4 separate regions of the Homo sapiens genome follow, and regions 2, 3 and 4 are each linked to region 1. The links are chromatin contacts, found by Hi-C or POLR2A ChIA-PET in ENCODE. All regions are on one chromosome and are shown on one strand. The core of a region is the stretch at or near the end of the contact, and the rest is flanking DNA. Distances in the headings are between cores, read along the strand shown. Region 1 overlaps FGGY (FGGY carbohydrate kinase domain containing). Region 2 holds the start of LINC01358 (long intergenic non-protein coding RNA 1358). Region 3 overlaps LINC01358 (long intergenic non-protein coding RNA 1358). Region 4 overlaps LINC01358 (long intergenic non-protein coding RNA 1358).

What was found. A loop is a pair of places that touch in the nucleus more often than their neighbours do. ChIA-PET counts read pairs that join two places held with the same protein, here RNA polymerase II (POLR2A). Pooled maps may share reads with other maps.
Region 2: a map of GM12878 shows a loop between it and region 1 (4-fold over the local background). The contact joins the promoter of LINC01358 here to the enhancer-like site in region 1. A Hi-C loop is called at or near these places in 2 of 168 maps with a recorded cell type or tissue (B cell and GM12878), 21 of 37 single-sample maps with no recorded cell type and 13 of 50 pooled maps. POLR2A ChIA-PET finds 5 or more read pairs at or near these places in 1 of 52 experiments (GM10248).
Region 3: a loop to region 1 is called in a map of B cell, with 9 times the contacts of the local background. The contact joins two enhancer-like sites. A Hi-C loop is called at or near these places in 7 of 168 maps with a recorded cell type or tissue (B cell, Right ventricle myocardium inferior, heart right ventricle and 3 more), 17 of 37 single-sample maps with no recorded cell type and 23 of 50 pooled maps. POLR2A ChIA-PET finds 5 or more read pairs at or near these places in 1 of 52 experiments (GM10248).
Region 4: a map of heart left ventricle shows a loop between it and region 1 (2.3-fold over the local background). The contact joins two enhancer-like sites. A Hi-C loop is called at or near these places in 15 of 168 maps with a recorded cell type or tissue (A673, B cell, CD4-positive, alpha-beta T cell and 11 more), 3 of 37 single-sample maps with no recorded cell type and 25 of 50 pooled maps. POLR2A ChIA-PET finds 5 or more read pairs at or near these places in 1 of 52 experiments (OCI-LY7).

The regions. Positions count from the first base shown.
Region 1 is chr1:59,695,162-59,698,822 of GRCh38, forward strand. The region is part of intron 14 of FGGY (FGGY carbohydrate kinase domain containing); the gene reads left to right. Among named protein-coding and RNA genes, the nearest start is that of MIR4711, 36 kb to the right of the region's middle. Within about 2 kb of position 2,115, at least 3 of the 41 ENCODE cell types and tissues checked have a DNase peak (open chromatin) inside an H3K27ac peak, as active enhancers do; they include B cell, where a contact is called at or near this core.
Region 2 is chr1:59,018,604-59,022,264 of GRCh38, forward strand. LINC01358 (long intergenic non-protein coding RNA 1358) reads left to right here and starts at 1,873. Exons shown (of 3, transcript NR_110626.2): 1 at 1,873-2,020; 2 at 2,885-2,974. RefSeq lists enhancers at 1,555-1,604, 1,635-1,744.
Region 3 is chr1:59,044,815-59,048,475 of GRCh38, forward strand. All of the region lies in intron 2 of LINC01358 (long intergenic non-protein coding RNA 1358), which reads left to right. Among named protein-coding and RNA genes, the nearest start is that of LINC01358, 26 kb to the left of the region's middle. RefSeq lists enhancers at 841-890, 1,746-1,815. Within about 2 kb of position 2,042, at least 6 of the 41 ENCODE cell types and tissues checked have a DNase peak (open chromatin) inside an H3K27ac peak, as active enhancers do; they include B cell, where a contact is called at or near this core.
Region 4 is chr1:59,060,767-59,064,427 of GRCh38, forward strand. All of the region lies in intron 2 of LINC01358 (long intergenic non-protein coding RNA 1358), which reads left to right. Among named protein-coding and RNA genes, the nearest start is that of LINC01358, 42 kb to the left of the region's middle. Within about 2 kb of position 2,110, at least 16 of the 41 ENCODE cell types and tissues checked have a DNase peak (open chromatin) inside an H3K27ac peak, as active enhancers do.

The DNA.
Region 1 (3,661 bases), core at 865-3,364:
GAAACAATGACAAGCAAGACTAGTATATTCTCTACCCTCTCAGAGTTCTGGTGGGCCTACTGGGGAGAGGGAAAAGTTGCCCACTAATTTTATTGCAATGACAAGTGAAAAGATGGAGAGGACAGGTGCCATGACACCGGGAGCAGCGGCTTCTTACCTAACCTGGTGGGTCAAGGAGAGTTTCCCAGGGAAAATAACTTCTAAGTGGAGACCCAAAGGAGGAGTTACAGCTGTAGGACACATAGGAGCTTGCAACACACTCGCCCATGCATTCCATGTTGTATCCTCATGACAACCTTTCTTGGTAGATGCAATGAGAGTGGTAAAAGTTACTAAGTGGTCATTACGACCTAATGAGTTCCTACTCAATGAGTCAGGCACTGTGCTAGGCATCTTACAAATTTATTGCATATAATCTTGACGGCAATGAGCAGTATCCTCAGTTTACAAATGAGAAGTTGAGGCTCATGGGAGATAAGTGGTTTCCCAACCCTGTACATGTAGTTAGTACAAAACCAGGACTTTCAGATCTGCCTGATTCCAAAGCCCATTACACTGTGGTCAACCAGTGCTGGGCCTGGACCGTGGCTGGTCCATAACAGGGTTTTTACTAGTCAGAAATACGGAAGAGTAAGCAGAATGTCATGAGTTCTTCCTTAAGCTAATTTTTTTCTTCTTAAATGACATATTATCCTGAGATGTCCCCCTCCCAACCATTTGATGTAGAAAGTCCTGTGGGTTTTTTTTTTATATATTACTTGTCAGAGAAAACTTTGAGCTTCTTCTTAGCAAAATAAAAACTTTCTAACCATATGTCAGTCTCCCAAGTCATTTTGGAAGTGTTGCCATCTATGAAATCTAAAAATCATGGAAGTTCTGTGTATGCAACTTTCTAGAACATATTCCTTCTAAAAGTGAGAGAAATATGAACCAGCACATTGCTGTGAGTTCTGCTGGTTCAAAATTGGATGAGTTGCTGAATTCCATGGGCACCAGCAGCCAAAAATGGAGATAAAATAAGATCAAGTGTCATCTTCCAAAATGTACAGACATACCACCAGTGACATTCAGGCATTCTACGTCCTGGTTTATAGACACCCTTTTTCTAAGTTTTAATAGATACTAGAAAAGTACCTAGCATTAAACCTGGGTTTTCATGAACATTTTTCCCTAGAAAATTTTAAAAAGAAAGAAAAGTTTTTTTCCCAGGACTTAAAGAAATATTTTATGACTAATCAATACTATAGGTAGTACTTGAGAAAAGAAAATAATTGTGAAGATAGGACCTGAATTACTAAAATGTGTGAAATAGTACGATAATATGTATAAAAGTGCCTCATGCATAAAAGGCCCCAGTAAATGCTTTCTTCCTCCCTGATTCACATGGTGAGCAAGTGGCGGGGGCCCAGGACTAAACCTCATAGCATCAGACTCCCAGTCCAGTGCTCCTTCCAAGAGGCCTTTCAATTGTTTTCTTTCTGTCTACCTACCTCACACTGTGTCCTTCATCTCTCTGTCTAGCCCCCAGGAAAAGTGCAGCAAGTGCAGGTATTTCTGAAATGACGAGTGGCTCGCAAAAAGGATCTGATGAGTGTTAATAGTAAGCAATGTGTACCTAAGAGTGTAGACACTATTAGCATTTGGAAAAATAGGAATCTGAACTGAGAACTGGAAGGGCCCTTAGAGATCATCCCACACAAACCCTCTTTTTACAGATGAGGAAGTTGAGACCCAGAAACGGGAAGTGCTTTGTGCATGGCCAGAGAGCTCGTTGCTGATCAAACCAGGACAAGCATCCATATGAAACACGCAAATGTAAAATTACATGAAAAAAAAAAACCCTTTACCTCCAGATGTACTGCTTTCCAGAAAAGTGGCGAGGAAATACCACAAAAATACCTTTACTTCAAAAAATTTGAAAATGTTGAAGGTCATGCTTCATATTGTGCCAGGCAAGAGAACATTGTACATAATTGTAAATCACCATTGGAGGAGGTGGTCCTGGTTGTATTCTTTTGTTTGTTTGTAATACACATAACATAAAATTTATCATCTTAACCATTTTTAAGTGTACGGTTTGGTGGTATTAAGTTCATTCACATTATTGTGCAACCATCACCACCATCCATCTCCGGAACTCTTTTCATCTTGCAAAACTGAAACTTTACCCGTTAAACAATAACTCTGCATTGCCCCCTCCCCCAACCCCTAGCAACCACCATTCTACTTTCTGTCTCTGTGAATTTAACTACTCTTTAGATACCTCATATAAGTGGAATCATACAGCATTTGTCTTTTGTTGACTGGCTAATTGCATTTAGCATAATGTTCTCAAGGTTTATCCATGCTGTAGCACGTATCAGAATTTCCTTCCTTCTTGGTTGTATTCTTAATGCAACATAGCTTGTTCTCTGTGATCTGCTGATTATAACCATCGTCGCTGTGAAGACTTTGGCGTGCTTAACATTTTTGTGACTTCTTTCCAGTGGGGGAAATAGATAGCTCAGTTGTGGACGATAGCAGCAATGGGAAGCAGTATTTGAGAAGAAATCAGACTCTCTTCTTCCAGTCTTTTGCAAGTAGGTGACACAAGAGGTAAACAGAATTGCATGCTGTGCCCCTCCACATCACCCCCTATTTTCTTTGTTTCTTCTGCCCAAGGCTTCAGTCAATCAGAGAAGCAATGAGAGTTGAAGATTTTAAAAGTGGGTTTTCAAATAAGACAAGCTTGGGTTCCAGTCCTACCTCTGAAACTTACTAAATATGTGATCTTGGGTAACGTGATTGAACTCTCTGAGCCTCAGTTCTGTAATCTGTACATAGAGATAATAATACTTTTATCAAAAAAGCATGTCTTTTTTTTCCTTCTGATTGATGAGATGCTTTCTGTATTTTTTCTGGATTTAAACATAGTTTCCAAAGTTAAAATATTAATAGTACTTTTCCCTGTCCCATTGGGTTGTTTAGAAATGTAATGTGATATATGACATTTTGGCCTCTCTGAGATGTCTTGTTCCAGCCCAAAGATTATTAGGGAACCTCATGTCATTTGAAAGGGGAGAAAGATAATTTATTGATAAGGTTCTGCATGTCATATGTATCATTTTTTTCTCATCAAAAACACTGAGTAGAACTCTATTATGATACTTGGTCCTTTACTTCATACTTTTCTATCTTCCCAGCTAGTCAGAACCATGCCCACCCCGCAGTTCCCACCCCTTGGTCAGTACCTAGCATTATGCCCAGAAAAACTACAGATGCTTCTTCACACTCCCCTCCAACCCCCACACCCCCATTACCAAAGTGTTTCTATAATGCTCTGGGAATCAGCATCTCAATTCCCCCATGGCCTCATGGTTAAACATACCATTCATTCGACCTCTCAACTGTGACAAAGAAGGAAGCCTGGGTGTAGAAACTGATTTCAGCTCCCCTCTGAAGTTGGGCGTCTCTCTTTGCTGACCACTTGGGAATTTTTTTTTCTTGCTTCTGACCCACCTCTCCCCTTTCTTTTGATAAACAGGACAGCTGTCCCCAAAGGGATGAATCCATTACCTTTCACCAGAGTTGAGTTCGTTTTCCATTTCATCTTTCTGCTTAAAGAGAAAGCCCTTTAAAAGCGCAGCGCATACATTGAGTGCGTGTACTTAATTTTTAATAT
Region 2 (3,661 bases), core at 623-3,122, 680 kb before region 1:
CAGACAGAGTCCCAACCTCATGAGTCTATGGTCTGAGAGAGGAGACAGGCACGAAACCAGGTGATAGACAACAGAGTAAGAGAGGCCGCAAAAACACAAAGGAGGACTCCCCAGCCTACACTTGGGCGTGGAGGGAAGATTTCCTCGTGGAAACTCCATAAAGGCAGGGACCAGTATTGACCCAGGTCTGCAACACTGACCACTATATCTGCACACACCCGATGCCGATAAGTGTTTGCTAGGGGAAGGAAGGAGGGAGAGAGGAAGAAAGGCAAGAGAAAGGCCAAAACTAGGACCCAATAGATAAATAGGATTTGAGGTGGGCGAATACAAGGTGGGGTGAACTGTCCCAGGCAGAAGACCTAGGGCTATTTTGAGAACTAAGTAGAGTTTCCTTTGGCTGGGACACAGTGCCCCACGGGGAACAGGGAAAGATGAGTAGGCAGGGCACAGATCAGGAGGAGCCTTATCAGCTATAATTAGACATTTGGCTCGTATCCTACGTGCAGTTGGTGCATGCTCGCTCTCGCTCGTTCTCTCTGGTTCTGTCTCCCCACCCCCACCCACTTGGGTGATATTTTAACATCTTTTAAATGAAGCATGTTTGTTTGATCTCATTTATGCTAAACAATGCTTATGGAACTATTTCCTCTTGTTCCCCAGGCCATACTCATGTCCCTACCCTTCAGCAATGATTGAGGACCTAGCTCCTCGGTTATCATTTTGGGTAAGATGGGCCCATCCAGTGGACAACAAGCACTGGATCTGTAACCACAGCCATCTGGGTTTGAGTTCATACTCCTTCATTTCCCAGCGAATGCTTAACCTCTTTCATCCCTGGTTTCCCTGTCTGGAAAATGGGTCCAGGACAGTGCCCACCTTAAGGGCTTGTTGTGAGAATCAAAAGAGCTAGTTCATAAAAGTGCTTTGAAAGGGCCAGATGTATCCTGAGTAGTCAATGGCAGTTGTCTACCACAATCGACACTCTTTGTATAGTTATTGTCAACCAGCCATAACTATTGTTACATGTTACATGAGTTTCCATGGCTCTCCAGATCTCCCTACCCTTCTGTACCCACCTCTGCACCCTAGGAGGCCGACCTGCATGGGCCCCATCAATGATCTCCCTTGCCTTCTAGCTCCCAATTGTGCCCAGCCTTTGCAAGTTACCAGCAAGAGATGCAGGGAGTGGCAGGAGAGTGAGGATGGGGGATTTATTCTCCCTGCTCCCTCCTTTTAGGATTTTGCTAGGGCTTGGCTGCTTTCTTCTCATGAAGGCAGCCTCTTTTTGGGGAGCCCTCTCCCTACAACTCCCGTCTTTTTGTTCCAGGAACTGCTCCCTCTTCTTGCCTTTTAAGAGATAGGGAAGGTAATGACTGCCTGCTGTTATAAGCCCCAGAGTTTCCTTTGCATCTAAGTAAATGATCTTTTCCTTAAATTCCCTCCAAGTTACACAGTTTGAGTGTACCATCCATTTTTTGCTAGAACACTGACTGAGACAACTTTTTTTTCAAATACTGGGACTGCTGGCTTCACAGACCGAGACTCCATCCTGATAAGGAAGCCCTTGTCCCTTGTCCCACTGGTTAGCTCTAGAACATTCAGCAAGGTGATCACATTGTCACAAGACCACTTCTTTTTCATTCTGCATGAAACTGAAAATGTCAAGAAAATTTCTGAGTTTAATAGACAACATGATCATACTCCAGACTAGAAAATGAAACCAAAACCAATTGACCTAGGCAGAAAGTTAGGTTGTAACGGGTTTCCTGCAGCCAAAGAGCCATGAGTCACAGCAGCTGGCTCAAGGCTGGGAGGGGAAGTAAAACACTAAATCTAAGGACCACTCTATTCACCCTACAGTGACTGCTCTTTTTCCCTCCTGCCACAGTCCAGGGTAGGAGATACTTCTCCAGGCTCTCACTTATGGGGGCTTTCCTGCTGGCTACATCACTGAAATGGAATCTCCTAGTGGCCCTTCTCCCTCTACAGCTCTGGTGTTACACTGAAAAACTAGAAGGTCAGTCCCTTTTATATTTACCACCATTAAGGTTGCAGGAGCCCAGCATGTCCCCATAGGCCTCCTTCTCCATTCTCCTCTTCCCCTTGTTTTGTGCCTGGTTTGTTTCCTGTCCAAATTGGGTCCTCCTTTTCTAGACCATGAGCTTGCTGAGGTCAGGGAATGAGTCTTCGTATCCTTGGTACCCAGTTCAGAGCCTGCCTTTAGGGAGTGTTTACTCTAGCACTGTGGTTAGGCAAAGAGATGTGAGTTTGAGTCTTGGTTTCCTTAGTCTTTTATCACTCACTTCTCAAATTAAGCCATTTGTATTTTTTTTTCTCTCTCTCTCTTTAGAGACAGGGTCTCACTCTGTCACCCAGGCTGGAGTGCAGTGGTGCAATCATAGCTCACTGCAGCCCTGAACTCCTGGGCTCAAGCCATCCTCCTGCCTCAGCCTCCCAAATAGCTAAGACTACAGGTGCACATCAATGCCTCTGGATAATTTTTTTTTTTAATTTCTGTAGAAACAGGGTTTCACTATGTTGCCCAGTCTGGTCCCAAACTTCTGGTCTCAAGCAGTCCTCCTATCTCAGCCTTCCAAAGTGCTAGGATTATAGGCATGAGCCACTACATTCAGCTACTGCTTGTATCTTCTGATTCTTGTTTTGATACCACTGACCTTAGGTAGGGTATTTTATCTTCCTGAATTTTATTTTTCTATGTGTATAAAGGAGATTAAATTATCCTTCTAATAGGCTTGTTGTGGGGATTAAGTGAAATAGTGTATACAAAGTTCTTAGCATACTTTGAAGCTATTATTTTTATTATTATGCTAGTAAATAAAACTTTCTGGAATTAGAGACTCACATGCCTGTTTGTCTACAGTTTCAAAACAGACAAGGGAAAAAGAGAAACATCAGAAAGTCTGATTAAAGTAGAAGCATCATATTTCTATCAACGTATCCACTGTGCTTGGTAAGTGGCAGTCTCTCGTCCTGTAAGAGACTTGGGCTTTGAAAAGGGCTTTGGATCTCAGATCTGTCGACATGGGCCTTGTCATGAACCTCAGCTTCCTCATCTCCAAAACTGCTATAGGCCAGGCAAGGTGGCTCACGCCTGTAATCCCAGCACTTTGGGAGGCCGAAGCAGTTGGATTGCTTGAACTCAGGAGTTTGAGACCAGCCTGGGCAACATGGTAAAACCCCATCTCTACCAAAAATACAAAAAAAAAAAAAATAGCTGGGTGTGCCCGTGGACACAGCTAACTGGGAGGCAGAGGTGAGAGGATTGCTTAAGCTCGGGAGGTGGAGGCTGCAGTGAGACAAGGTCATGCTACTCCACTCCAGCGTGGGTGACAGAGCGATACCCAATCTCGAAAAAAAAAATGGTATAGTAATAGCCTCCGCTTGAGGTTACTCTTTCACTGAATGATAAGTGAGCACCTACTGTGTGTCAGACGTTACTCTAAGCTGCAGACACAGCCTCAAAAAAGACAAGCTAACCCCTGCCACCATGGGGCTTATATTTTAATTGGGAAAGGGGCTGGAAAAGACAGACAATAGACAAATCAATAAATTCATTAAAAAGCTAACTTCAGGAATTGATAGGTGTTATGGGGAGAATGAAAGAGGACCCTGGGATATAGAATGACTTTGTGGGGGA
Region 3 (3,661 bases), core at 792-3,291, 650 kb before region 1:
TTTCAGGAAATATGTGAACACTCTGAAATGTATACCCTAGTTCTGTTTGTGTGAGTATTAACTTTGATCAGATTTTCAGAGAGGTCTGTGACCAACTTCCTGCACTAAAAAATGTTTACAAACCACTGCTCCACAGGATAAAGTTCAAACCTCTCAGTCTAAAGGAAATACAAAGCCATTCATGACACAGTTTTTACATACACCATCTTCATTTTGGATTTCTCAGCCCCAATTGCTTGAACATGTCTTGCCGTTTCTTATCTCCTTGCCTTTGCTCAAGCTGTGTCCTCTGTCTTGAAGATCCTCTTTTTCTCATTCTTTCCAGGGATCTCCCTCCCTTGGTTAAGTCCCAGTTAACTAGTATAACTTCATTCAAGAGTTTCTTCTTCCAGGAGCTTCCCAATATGATTTGGCTGTGGGCCCCACCCAAATCTCATGTTGAATTGTGATCCCCAGAGTTGGAGGTAGACGTGGTGGGAGATGGTTGGATCATGGGGGTGGTTTCTAATGGTTTAACACTGTCTCCTAGTGTTGTTTTGTGACAGAGTTCTCACAAGATCTTGTTGTTTGAAAGTGTGTAACACCTCCTACTTCGTGCACTTTCTCTTTTCCCTTCTTCACCATGTGAAGATGTGCCTGCTTCTCCTTCACCTTCTGCCATAATTGAATGTTTCCTGAGGCCTCCCCAGCCATGCTTCCTGTATAGCCTGCAGAACGGTGAGCCAATTAAACCCATTTTCTTTATAAATTACCCAGTCTCAAGTATTTCTTTATAGCAATGTGAGAATGAACTAATACACTTCCTCTGACCCTCTCCTCCACACCCATGCTGGGGAGATGTTCTTCCGTGGGATCCCACAATCGACATCCATCTGGCTCTCTAGAATTGCACTGTTCATGTAGTGCTCACAGAGATGAAAGCTCTTTGAGAACAAGACCACACATTATCGCTTTCTTCCTCTCCTTTTCTCAAGCAGTGGTTCTTGGGGACTGCAGCATCTCACCTTCATAGAAACTCAACACTCAGACCTCACCCCAGACCTACTGAATCAGAAACTCTGAGGTTGGGGCCAGTGAGCTGTGCTTTAACAAGCCCTGCAGGTGATCCTGATGCCCGCTGAAGCCTGGGAACCATAGTCCTGAAAAAACGTCCCTGGCTCTTGTCTGTTCTGTTGTGATAGCTCCTAACTGGGCTTCCTGCTTCCTCCTCTGTCACCTTCCAATCTATTCTTCATCCTAGAGCCAGAATTATCTTTCTACAACATGGAAGGAAGGGCCCTCCTCAAGAGCCTTCAGTGGCTTCCATTTGCACCTATAATTAAATCCTGATCCCTCACCATGACCTACAGGACCCTGTGTGACCTGGCCCTGCATCTCTCCTATGCTGACCCCCTACCACCAGGCACGATGGTCTGCTTTCAGCTTCTGAGGTCAACCATCCCTTCTTGCCTCAGGCCATGTGCTGGGATGGGGAGAGGAATATGGGTGAGTCATCTTCTCCATCCTTGAGGAGGTATAGTCAACTAGGGGAGACAGATATGGACACAAATAGACATGCAGTTCATAGAAAGCAAAGTAGCAGGGCTGTGCATATGGTACAGAAACAGCAAAGACTCATTCTGTTTAGGGACTTTTGTTTTGCAGTGATTTCCAACTCTGCTTCTAAAGTTTGAAGGTGTAGTTTTTCTTATTCGAACATTCCAATACTAGGCATTCCATTGCCCTGAGCCTCAGTCCTGCTACTGCCATTCAGAAGCTATGCCCACCGTGCAGGGGCATTGGAGGGAGTACACGAGGATATACATCAAACGTGCCAAGCGGAGGGCAGGGTCTCTGCAGGGATCAGGGACTCCCATGTTTCTGGAGCAGATTCAAGTTTTGATGTTGTGGGGACTTACCCTTCCTGAGCTTCAGTGGGAAACTAAGTATCCCCTGAAAAAACTGAGGTGTTAAGGAGGAGGCTTGAGGTTGGGCCTACAGCAAAAGAAAAGTTCCCCTCCACTTTAAGAAATCTCCCTCCTGTGGGTGTGGTAGTGAATGTGAAAGTAGAATCTGCCTCCTGGCCCCTGCACTTACCAGAAGGGGCAGTGGTACTTGCAAAGGAGTTACAGAAAGAGCAGCAGCTGAACAGGAACTGGGGCCACCGGTTCTGGGAAGCTGGGGCTTTGGGGGAAGCGCCTGGCAGACCCCAGTGTTTACAAACTTCAGGAGCACCTGAACCCCAGCCTGTGTTAGGCACAGAGCAAATTGTGGTGAGCTACTGGCACAAGTCCTCTGGAGCCAGAAAGTCAAGACAGAAAGCCAGGATGACTCCTCTAGGGCCCAGGGCTCACAGTTCCCTGGACAAACAGCCTCACTGTGGCCTCTGGGAAAAGGTGGGAGGCAGAGCAGGCTGGTGGGTTAGATATTCATTCATTCATTCCCAATTTCCTCATCTGTGAAATGGGGAAAGAAATTCCTTCCACGTCTACTTGGATTGTATATAGTGGGGAAGGGTAGAGAACAGGTTGCTATGGAGACCAAATGAGATAATACATTCAGTTATTCATTTAATATACACTAAGCACCTGCTACGATAAAAATAATAATGGGCACTTATTGAGTACCTAGTGTATGCCAGGCACTATGCTAACTACTTTAATCCTCACAATCATCCTCCGAGGTAGCTGCCCTGATTTCCATTTACAGATGAGGAAACTGAGGCTCAGAGAGATGACTTGCCCAGATCACACAGCTAGTCAGTGGTGGATCTGGGATTTGAGAGCCACAGTGTTAAATGGGGCTCAAGTCTCAGCTCCTGTACTAGAGTCAGGGATCTGCAAGGTCAGGAATTATCATTTATCAATCTCTGAATCTTCGGTGCTTAGGCCACGGCCCAGCACATAACAGCTGCTCACTAAATGTGGGTAGGCCTCTTGCATATCTACAAGACAAGGTGAGATGAAACAGTCTGGTGGGGAAGTCAGGGAAGCAAACCAGCAGCAGGTAATGTAACAGGATCTATAGCAGATGTGCCTTCAGAGAGCTCCCTGAGGTTTGTGCTGGGTCACACTGTGTACCAATCAGGGTCCCAACAGTCTGACAGCTCCCAGGAAATAGCAGATTTCAAGGAGGGATTATATGCAAAGGTGCAGATATAGAAGAATCACAAAAGAGAGAGTAGGCACTTAATAGCTCCTGAACTGTTCTCACAACTCTTAATAGCTGCTGAACTGTCCTGCAGAGTTGCTTTCCTCAGGAGGAGCAGTGAGGAACATGGCCAGTTCAGTGACGTTGCAAACAGTGTATCAAAGGAATATCATACTCTCTCCCTTCCTCTTTTCCCTCCCTCTGGTCTCCTGTGGCTCCCTGTTGGCCAAACCCAACTAGAAACAGAAGGTTCAAGAACCCACCAATTCAATCCCCATAGATCAACCTCTTGAATACAGAGCAGATGAGGAAAGGTAATGTATGGATCTAGAGGGGCAAATGAAAGGTATTCTGCATGGACCGTGATATAGTGTGGATGTGTGTCCCTACCCAAATTTCACGTTGAAATGTATCCCCTATGTTGGAGGTGGGGCCTGGTTGGAGGTGACTGGATCATGGGGGTGGATTTATCATAAATGATTTAGTACCATACCCTTAGTTCTGTCCTCATGATAGTGAGTTTTCGCATCTT
Region 4 (3,661 bases), core at 860-3,359, 630 kb before region 1:
TTTTACCCTTCACTCTTTGGAATGATGACTGAAGCTTAATCTTTAAACAGTTGAGTCCAGCCACTGATTTAGAGCATTCTAATTGCTGCTATGGTGGCCATGACAATGGGCTCCTCAGATCTCAAACTACATGCAGCATAAGTGCCCTCATTGCTGGGCACTGGAATCCATCTCTGCACCTGCATCTGGGCCATGCTCCCACTGCTGCTCCCAGCCAATCACTGAGCACTCTGGGAGTACTAAAATAGGTCAGGTCCTGGGGAGATCGGGGGCTCCTCTGATGAGCCAACATTAGCTCAGGCCTCCCCAACAACATTGCCATACTTCTCTTAGAGGTGCACTGCAATCTAGACCCTTAATGCCCAATTTCCCTTCATTAATCCCCCCTCTCTTCTGCACTTGCATCACTTGCATTCTCTCCTACACTCCCAACTTCCTTTCCCTTGTCTCTCGTAGGCACTTTCCCTAATAAATTTCTCACACATTGAAGCCTATCTGGTGTCTGTCTGTTTCTCAGAGAACCCAGATGAGTGGTCCCTGGAGTGATCTGAGAAAACAATAAGAGGATGCAATGGTCTGAATATTTGTGTCCCCCAAAATTCATATGTTAAAACTTAATTATCAAGGTGATGATATTAGAAGGTGGGGCCTGTGGGAAGATGATTAGGTCATGTGTGTTCCACCCTTACAAGTGCCCTTATAAAAGAAACCCCAGAGAGGCAGCTAGACCCATTTCTACCATGTAAGGACACAGCTTCCAGGGTGTCAGGGTCCTGTCACATGGCAGTGAATGCCCAGTGGTGGCAGGGTCACCAGCAACATTGTAATAGATTGTTCTTGACCAGCATTGGGCTCTGCTTGATATCCAAGCCTCACCTTTGTGCCTTCTTGTTGATTCTGTAAGATAGATACAGGGTGTCCTAACACACATAGTGCCTTTGTATGGGTTTCTTAAAGGCGCGTCCCTCTTAGTAGATCATTAGAAAGAAGCAAACCTTTCTTCAAGCTGAACACAGCTTTCACTCACCCTCACCCAGGACCTTTCTGCTGGACAAAACCTGCACAACTCTACTTGGTAGCAGTAGCTATGCAAATACCACTTCAATTTACTTTTTTCTGTTGAATTCAACAAGAATTTGTTTGTTTGTGGCTGCATTTATGTGTTCACCCAACCTCACTTCCTTTTCATCCTGGACACACAGCTGACTACATTTCCCAGCCTGCCTTGCAGTTCTTTGGCTCTGTATAACTGAATTCTGGCCAATGGAATATGAAAAGAAGTGATGTACTTCCAGAGCTAGCCCACAAAAACTTCCCACTTCATCAGCTATTTGCTCTCTTTCCCCAGCTGCTCACTGATGTCACTTAGAGGAAGGCAGGGGCACAAGATGGGAGGACCCAGAGCTCCGGGTTCTTAAGTAAGTACATAGAACACAGCCCCTCCTGCCTCGCAGTCCCTTCATGCCAAGAAATAAAGTTGTACATAATGTCCAAGCATTGACACTTTGTGTTTGCCTGTTAAAGATGTTAACCCACCATGACAAATACACTGTTTGCAAACAAGAATCCTGATTAGTCCTGGTCTCCTTAGGTTACTTAATTTTGTCCGTGTCTTGTCATCTCAATTAACTTGTAAGTGCCTTAGAAATGAGAGCTAGGGTTTGAAATATACAGTTTTTCTTTATTTAATACCTAGCTCAGGGTATGCCTGTGGGTAAATTAGAGCCAGAAGATTATTTAGAAATATGTATTATTTCTCTCTGCCCCAGTTTCCTCTCCAACAGCATATATTTCACTAAAAAGGAAGACAGAAAGAGAAACAAACTAAGGTTTGGAGAAAGTAAAATCTTAGAAACTGAAAGAATATCAATGGAATATAATTATATACAACTGCTGGTTCTTAAATCAGTTTTCTATATTCACTGATTAGGAAAATAAAGTTGGAAAAATATTTTCTTTTCGTCCTTCCATAGTTTCTCAATAAAAGAAACTTCATTTGTCTTCTATCGCTGCATAACAACTTACTCCAAAACTTACTAGCTTAAAATAACAAACGTTTTTAATCTCAATTCTGTGAGTCAGGAATCTGGGTGTGGTTTGGCTGAGTGTCTCTGACTTAACGTCTCACAAGGTTGTAAGCAGTCAGCTGAGGCTGCAGTCTTATCTGAGGGCTATCAGGGGCAGGGATGGTGATCTGCTTCCGAGCTAACTCATGTGTTTGCAGGCTGTGGCCCCACAGTATGTGGGTCTCTCTATAGGACCACCTGATAATCCGGCAGCTAGTTTTCCCCAAAGTTGGCAATACAAGAGAGAGTACCTAAGATGGAAGCTACAGATTTTTTAAATAACCTAATCTTAGAAGTGGCATAATCAATCCTGCCATGAATGCTAGCATGTAAGTATCATTGGGGGCCATCACAGAAGCTACTTACCTTAGGAACGTTCTAGAATTTTTCAAAGAACCTTTATAAAGGACTATTGGAGTTTCCTGAGCTCTTTTCTATACCAGTTCTCCTCCTATTTCTTCTCCAAACCTAGCCTAATATGTCCATTTGTGCAGTGGTTCAGGATACAGAAAAAACACTTCGCTTACTTTTAAGAGAGAATTTGACATAAAGAATTGTTAACTAAGTGCTAAAGAACTATAATAACAAAAAGAGTAACAAGTGTTAGCAATTACAGGAAATAGTTAACAACCCCTACTGCTGAGGAAACAAAAGGAGAGGTTAGAATGATTAAAAGGCAGAAACTTGAAGGATTAGCCCCAGAGCACTCGAATACAGGTCAAAAATGCATAGCAATTGCTCAGCTGGTGCTGAGGTCTCTGGGCTAGGAAGAGGAGTTCTGTGGAGCTGGAAGCCAGACCTCTTTGGAGGAAACTCCAGCAGCTATGTTGGTGTCTCTGAGGGAATGCAACAAGGCTGCTCCTCCATGTATTGGAAAACTGCAAACTGGACTCAACTGGAAGGAAGTGCTGCTGCCAGTGTGAAGAAGCCAGCCTGAGGTGACAGAAACGGAAGCAAACAGGAAGCAGCCAGTCTTTTCTTCCTCCTCCTGTCATACGGTCTCTCTCAAGCATCCTTTGTTGTCAGGGCCTAAAAGGGAGCTGCTGACAAAGAAGGAATTTGGTTTGTAGAGTCCCAGCCCAGTGTCTCAAAACAGAGTATGGGGGTGAAAGAATTTGTAACTGAAACTGAGAGATAATATCCTCATCACTTGTACGTGAAGCCATCCCCAATTCAAGTGACAGTAATTTGGAATATTCTTTAATTTCCTTTAATGCCCCATAATAATAATGTGTTGACATCTGTACATCTCAATACAGTTCTTTCAAGCCATTATCTTGTTTAATCTTGTGAGAATGACAAAAATCATTCTTTCCCCATTGAAGACAACAGTGCCCAAAAATGTCAATCACTTGCTGAAAGATGAACAATATACAAATGGTAGACTTGGGATTCAGTCTCTCTGATTTCAAGCCTGGGGTCTTTTTTACTATATCGTACTGTCTCCTCAAAATGTTTATCAAGAGCCCTATCCTTATTAGTAAATCCTCAATAAACTAGAAATGAATTCACGCAAACACCTTTACTTATGATCATTTAAATTCTCTTTGAGTGATAGAAATTTCTAGGATTCTCATTCATTCAACAAGTATTCA